Linked DNA regions of Homo sapiens: region 2 is linked to region 1. The links are chromatin contacts, found by Hi-C or POLR2A ChIA-PET in ENCODE. All regions are on one chromosome and are shown on one strand. Each heading gives the region's core, a stretch centred on a gene start or an enhancer-like site at or near the end of the contact. The rest is flanking DNA. Distances are from core to core; before and after follow the strand shown. Region 1 holds the start of ZNF749 (zinc finger protein 749). Region 2 holds the start of ZNF837 (zinc finger protein 837).

Evidence for each region. A loop is a pair of places that touch in the nucleus more often than their neighbours do. ChIA-PET counts read pairs that join two places held with the same protein, here RNA polymerase II (POLR2A). Pooled maps may share reads with other maps.
Region 2: a pooled map shows a loop between it and region 1 (13-fold over the local background). The contact joins the promoter of ZNF837 here to the promoter of ZNF749 in region 1. A Hi-C loop is called at or near these places in 1 of 168 maps with a recorded cell type or tissue (naive thymus-derived CD4-positive, alpha-beta T cell), 1 of 37 single-sample maps with no recorded cell type and 11 of 50 pooled maps. POLR2A ChIA-PET finds 5 or more read pairs at or near these places in 1 of 52 experiments (CD8-positive, alpha-beta T cell).

The regions. Positions count from the first base shown.
Region 1 is chr19:57,433,631-57,437,112 of GRCh38, forward strand. It overlaps ZNF749 (zinc finger protein 749), which reads left to right and starts at 1,695. Exons shown (of 3, transcript NM_001023561.4): 1 at 1,695-1,963. The coding sequence starts at 1,949. RefSeq lists enhancers at 1,280-1,579, 2,210-2,259.
Region 2 is chr19:58,379,187-58,382,668 of GRCh38, forward strand. It overlaps ZNF837 (zinc finger protein 837), which reads right to left and starts at 1,844. Exons shown (of 3, transcript NM_138466.2): 1 at 1,755-1,844. RefSeq lists enhancers at 568-1,109, 926-1,155, 1,110-1,651, 1,186-1,245 and a silencer at 1,596-2,105.

The sequences.
Region 1 (3,482 bases), core at 445-2,944:
TTTTAAACTGGTTGGCAAACTAAATTGTAACGCTTTGGCCAAAAAATAGCCCTTTCCTTTTCTGAATATAAAGAGAATGGGTTTTAATTTTTGGTCTTTTCTTTGTTCTTCCTTCACTAATCCTGCAGAAGAGACCATAAGGCATTATCCAAATCTTCATTTGTTGGGGGCATGGTTTTCAGGTAGTATTGCCACCACCTGATGGCAATACTATTGCTACTCAATTTTTCTCTCACTGCTACTCAATTGCAGTGAGAGAAAAATAGCTCTAAATGCCGACTTTTTGTAGTGCATTGTAAAAAGCTGAATAAAGCCAGGGACGGTGTCCTGTACCTACAGTCCCAGCTGCTCTAGAGGCTGAGGTGGGAAGATAGCTTTAGCTCAGGAGCTGAGGCCTTATCATAAGGCCTTATAAGACTACCTGGAGGCTTCATCTGCATGATATAACCTTGGTCTTCACAACCCCTTGTCTTTTTTTGTTTTTGAGACGGAGTTTCGCTCTTGTTGCACGGGCTGGAGTACAATGGCGAGATCTCGGCTCACCGTAACCTCCGCCTCCCGGGTTCAAGCGATTCTCCTGCCTCAGCCTCCCGAGTAGCTGGCATTACAGGCATGTGCCACCATGCCCGTCTAATTTTGTATTTTTAGTAGAGATGGGGTTTCTACATGTTGGTCAGGCTGGTCTCGAACTCCCAACCTCAGGTGATCCGCCCACCTCGGCCTCCCAAAGTGCTGGGATTACAGGCGTGAGATACCACGCCCGGCCCACAACCCCTTAACCCAGACAACCATTTCTACTGATTCCAGGTCTTTAGATACAAACTCTTTCAACCAATTGCCAATCGGAAAATCTTTGAACCCACCTGACCTGGAAGCCCCGCCCCTCCCTTCCAGTTGCGCCTTTCCAGAGGAATCCAATGTACATTTTACATGTATTGATTGATGTCTTACGTCTTCCTAAATTGTTAAAACCAAGCTGTAGATGGGCCACCCTGGGCATATGTTCTTAGGATATCTTGGAGCCGTGTCATGGGCCATTAGTCACTCATATTTGTCTCAGAATAAATCTCTTCAACTATTTCACAAAGTTCCACCCTTTTCGTCGACAGAAAGATATTCCTCCTTCAACTCTCCATCACATCCTGTGTGGGTCTTTTCTTTCTTGTCCCAACAGAAGCACACTAACGATCAAAAAAAAGTCTCCAGAGCCTCAGTATGTGTGTACTTGACAAGCACAAAAGAGCTGACCGCTATGAATGGAGGACCAGTTCATTATGGTCAGCCATGTCGCTTCTGATGTTCTTCCTTTCGGGACTTGCTGTGCTTCAGAGAATCTGAAACGACAGGTCTCTGAAATATTTCTCAGACTTGTCCTAGACTGCTCTCCGGGAAAATCTGGTTACTTGCAGTTTAGGAGTCAGCAAAGCCCCTCCACGTCCTTAAGAGCCCCGGAACTGCATTTCTTAACGCTCCTCCAGGAGCCTCCAGCTTTTTTCCGTAAGGTCCGCGCGCCCAGCATTGTGAGGCGAGGCAGGCAGCAGCGTGGGAACTACATTACCCAGAAGACACTGCGGGCGACACAGGCAGCAACGTGAGAACTACATTACCCAGAAGACACTGCGGGGGCAGGGCAGCGAGTGTAGCCATTGGTCTAGCAGAGAGACGACTAATGAGGTCTCAATTGTGTGGGCGGGACTTCTGGCGGCGCCCTCATGGTTGCGTTAGCATGGCTACCTAGGGATCTGTTCACTGATTTAGAGGGTCCCAGAGCTCTGGGTCGGGACTGAGGTGAAAGAGCGGAAAAACGCGAGAAGCGGTGTTCCTTCTACACAGAGGCTAGAGTGCGGATCGGCTGAGTCGGCTGCAGGCGCCCCTGCCTCCGTCAGCGTCCAGGTGACCGCCGTTCCCGCCCCGCTCTTCCCTGGGTGGACTGGAGGAGGCCGCGCCGATGAACCTGACCGAGGTGCGTGCAGCGTCCCAGGCCGCCCCGCCCAACCCCTCCTCCCAGTGCTGAAGTCCCAAGGAGCCGCCCTGCAGGTTAGGCCCTTGTGTCTCTAAGAGAGGGGCGTTCTTGTGTGGGGTGCCCGGGACTGGGACTGCGGTGCGATGAGGCGGGGGAGCTCCCGTCGGAGACCGACACGTCTCTGGGGCTTGGAGGCACTGCAGAACGGGCGGCACTGGGGAGCCCGAGCGTCTTTGTCTCCAAGGAGCAGAGGTTGAGGCGGAGTCTCCCCTGGAAGGGCAGTGGAGCCGCAGAGAGCCATAGAGGGCTGTGCAGGGAGGACGAATGGGAGGGTCACGCCCAGAGTTAGAAGTTTAAAGTTGGGGAAAACAGGATGTTGAACGGGGGCAGGGGGACCGCTGAGGAGACCCCTTGAGTTATGGTAGGGCTGGGCCAGAGGGGTTGCAGTAGAGGGGAGATGTGATGAGACTCTGGATGGATCTCAGAGATAGGGTCAACAGGATTTCCTGCTGCATCAAACATAGCTGTGAGGGAAAGTCGGTAGTGAATGGTGTCTTCCATAGGTTTTGTTTTGGCCTGAAAAATCTGAAAGAATGGAATTAGAGATATCAGCTTAAGGAGCGGGTTTCAGACAGAAGATCCTGGGTTGGATTTTGGGCGACATCACATGGGTAGGTGGACGTAATTTCCAAAGGTGAGGGAAGGTAGCTGGCCTGGAGCTTTAAATGAGTTAGAAGTTGTGCACTTGAGAAGTTGGCCTGTGGATCAGATTGAGAAGGAAGAATCCTACATCGTTTTTTCATATGGGCTGAGGTAGGGGAGGGCTCAGATTTGGAGGAAAGACCATGGTAGGGAGGGCATCTCTGATACTCCCTGCAGAAGGGAGCAGATATGGGCTAAGAGTCTGGTCTGTTTCTGTTGAAAAAGAGGCCTGGATGGATAAGGAGTTGCCCTGGAATACAGAGACTGAGGCATGAGATAATTGTAGTCACTCCACCCTTCTAACTCAGCTGGCCCTGAGGGCCACTCTTTAGGGAACAAGATAAGGCCATGCAGCAACTGGGTCCAAAACTGGGCAGGGCTTTCTCACATCCTCCACCACAGTTAAGGGCCTCCAGCAAGCTCCCTTTACTGCATTATATGGCAGGCTGACCTGTTTGCTGAACGGACCAGTAACTGATTGACTGCTCAGCCCCATCCTACAACTCATTAACTTAGGGATGTAAAAACAGGTAATTGACTTAAACAGTAAGGAACTATATCAATCTTAAATAACCAAGCAAGTCAGAATCTAGTTTAAAGAGAGTTTATTCAAGTTCACATGTTGATGATAGCCATCTGGGACCATAGATTCAAGTTGTCCTGAATATACACTTCAATTACCACAGTGACAAGTGTTTGCTTTTTTTTTAAGGAAAAAAGAAGCAGTTTCTGAGTTGTTTACCAATAACTTATGTTAAAATAAGATAAGTTTTTATTGGCTATACATTCTTATTTATATTATAGATTACAGAAACAT
Region 2 (3,482 bases), core at 594-3,093, 950 kb after region 1:
GTCCTGAAGAACCAGCAGTCCCCACTTGGCAGAAAGGGACCCTGAACTTGTGGGAGGTGGGGGCTGAGGGGCACCTGCTAGCCATGTGCTAACAGCATCTTCGGATTGGTCCCCAGATGCCCTGCTCCCAGGGGTGGCTCCTCTGCTGCAACAAGAACCTGCCTCCCAGCACCAGACACAGCAGGTGGGAGCTGTGGACCATGGCCGAGTCTCTTCGTCTCCTTGATCTGCTCCCAGGATGCACTGTCCAACTATCCCACCTGTAGGTGGGTGGCATTCCAGCCATGGACCCATGATCTGAGGCTGAGCACAGCAAACACAATCGAGGCTCTGGGTCCCAGGTCCCAGGAGCCCGTCCTTGATGGTGCATTACAGCTCTCCCAGGCTGTTCTTACAGTGACCTCCCACCTGCCCCAGGTGAGCATGCTTGCACCTGGGTGCTCGCCCAGCCTTTCTAGTTGTCCTTAGGGCTTCTGGTGTTGGGAACAGGATGCAGAGTTACCAATTTAGGGGGACTGAGAGGTTAACGTGGCCAAGGCTGAGCCCTGCAGAACTGCAGAGCAACAGCACACACAGGAAAGCTAGTGAGGTTCAACATCCTCATGGAGGTTGCACACGGCACAATGAGGTCTTATTTGCCCAAGAGAATGTGCAGGGAAGTCGCCAGGCACGGTGGTGCATGCCTGTAATCCCAGCTACTCGGGAGGCTGAGGCTGGAGAATCGCTTGAACCCGGGAGGCGGAGGTTGCAGTGAGCCGAGATCGCGCCACTGCACTCCAGCCTGGGCAACAAGAGCGAAACTCCGTCTCAAAACAACAACAACAACAACAACAACAAAAACAGAATGTGCAGGGAAGTCAACGTTGGTGGCTCTGAGGTGTGGAGGACACAGGCTAGTGCCCAGCTCAGCGTGGCTCCACCTCTCTGAGCCACAGACCAACCTCACCCACACTGACAGTCCCAGGGGACACAGACTCTAGCCCCTATGTCCAATTCTACACTGTGCACGCAATGGGAAGAACAGTGCATCATGCACTGTACAGCAGAAGAAATGTCCTCTGAGTGCAGGCACAGCTCCCTTCTGTGTCTGTCCTCCCGACAGTGCCTCCACCCTCAAGGATTAGCAAGCTTCAACCCTCGCAGGACATCCACTGTGTCAGGGCCAAACGGTGCTGCATCCTGCTCTAATAGTGAGTGAAGGAGGGGACCGCAGACAAGAAGAAATGAACAAGAGACCGTTTAAGAGAGAAAAAGACGTGAAGAACATCAGACAGGGAGCAGCGCGAGGGCGCCAGGGAGGGAGGCAGCGGATTCTTCGGGCCTCTGTGAAGAGGGGGCATGAAACCGGTCTGCAGACAAGGAAAGAGCAAAGTGCAAAGGCCAGGATGCGGGGGCAGAGACGGTAGGGAGGCCGGCGTCGGCCTCGGCTAGCAGGTGGGCTTGACTCCGAGAGCCGCAGGCCGCCAGGATGGGTCCCGGGCCTGGAGCCTCCCCTCGCGGGCTTCAATGACACCCAGCACGGAAACGCGGGGGCCAGAACTACAGAAGCCCGTCCCGCCCGGAACTCAAGGTCGCGAGTGCTGTGTGGCCGGTCCGGACCCGGAGCGCGAGGACCGGAAGTGCGCGGCGTCACGCCTCTGCCCCGGACCCCGCGCGCGGAGGTGGAGAGGGGACTGGGGTGGTGGCCGCGCTATGCGCCGGGAGGTCCCCGCCTCGCAGGCCGAGGTTGCGGGTCCGCGCAGAATGCCACTTACTCTCTGGAGGCGGCCCGCACGGGTCCCTGGTCCCCGCCCCGCATGCAGCGCGGAGCCGTCCTCCCGCCACCTCCGGGCCGCCGCGGCACTGAGGGACCCGGGCCACAGCAAGCGCAGGCGGGAACCCGCGCGGGGACTGCTGGGAAACGTAGTCCCGTCATGTCCCGCTTTGACGCTGCGGAGAAAGCGGTGTAGGGAGAGGCTTGGGCTTCGGTTATCATAGAAACAGAGGCCGGCTACACCTAAAAGGCGGGGCGTGGACCTAAGTCGTCGCCAAAGAAACGGCGTTCTGGACGGGGACGTAGGGTCCCGCCCATTCCTTCTCGTGAAAGCGGGTGACTGGTCATGATTATGATTGATAGCCTCCTCTCCCAATCTGATTTCTAAGAGGTCCCAACCCGGAACCGACTTGCGGTTCGCAGGCTCCCCTCGGGTGGGAGAGTTGGGCTGGGAAGCACCTGGGGAGCTCTGAAGTGTCTTGGTGAGCGCGTTGCGAGTCAGACCGATAACATCAGAATCTGGGACTGGGCCCGAGCATATGCGCGTCAAAACTCCTCAGTTAAGTCTATTTTTTTGTATTTTTTTTGGTTTGCTTTTTTGAGACGGGGTCTCGCTCTGTCGCCCAGGCTAATGCAGTGACACCATCACGGTTCACTGCAGCCTCGACCTCCTGAGCTCAAGCGATCCTCCTACTTCAGCCTCCAGAGTAGCTGTTAACAGGGGCGCGCGCCACCACGCCCGGCTAATTTTCTTTCTTCTCTCCCTCCCCCTCCTTCTCCCCCTCCCTTCCTCCTCCCACTATGTCGCCCAGGCTGGTCTCGAACTCCTGTACTGAAGCGACCCTCCCACCTCACCCTCCCGAATAGCTGGGACTATAGGTGGGAGCCACCATGCCTGGATAGTTTTTTTATTTTTATTTATTTATTTATTTTAGAGATAGGGTCTCCATATGTTGCCCAGACTGGTCTGGAACTCCTGGGCTCAAGCGATCCTCGTGTCTCAGCCTTCCAGAGTGCTGGGAGTACAGGCTTGAGCCACTGCGCCAGGCCCCTAGTCCGGCTCCTAGTTGATTCTAACACGTGCGGCCCCATTGGGGAACCACAGCCTCCCCAGCCCCTTTGGGTGTTGCTGACTCTACGGGCCCTCCCAGGTAGGATGAACTGGTCACGCCTCCTACCCATTTGTAACCCCCAGCTCTTGCCCCCATCTATTGTGTGGCTCCTGCCCTCAATAGGGACATCTAATTTTGTTGGCCAGTCCAGCACATATATTGCATGTAACGACCCAGTTTGCCCCACCTTTCTGCCTCCACTGCATCTGCTTCAGGGATGCTGGGACTGTTCCACTCCCTTTCTCCATCCTTTGGGTGTCTGCACATCGAAAGCCTTGTCAGGAGGTCTATCTCCCTGCCCAAGTACAAAACTCAGGGCTTACCAAGCTAATTGAGGGCGAGCAGGAGGCTGAAGGGCACTTGGAGGGCTGCCCGCCTTGTGGGTCCCTTGGTGGCTGAAGAGAGTTGCACAGGAAGGCCTTGACAATTGTCACAGAGAAAGGAGTGCAGCTGCTGGCTCTGTGTGGGTGTGCAGATGTCTGACAGGTTCAGCCACTGGCCCCAATTGGGACACAAGTGGGATTTCTTTTTTTTTTTCTTTTTTGAGACAGTCTTGCTCTGTTGCCCAGGCTGGAGTGCAGTGGCCGCGATCTCAGCTCACTGCAACTTCCGCCTCC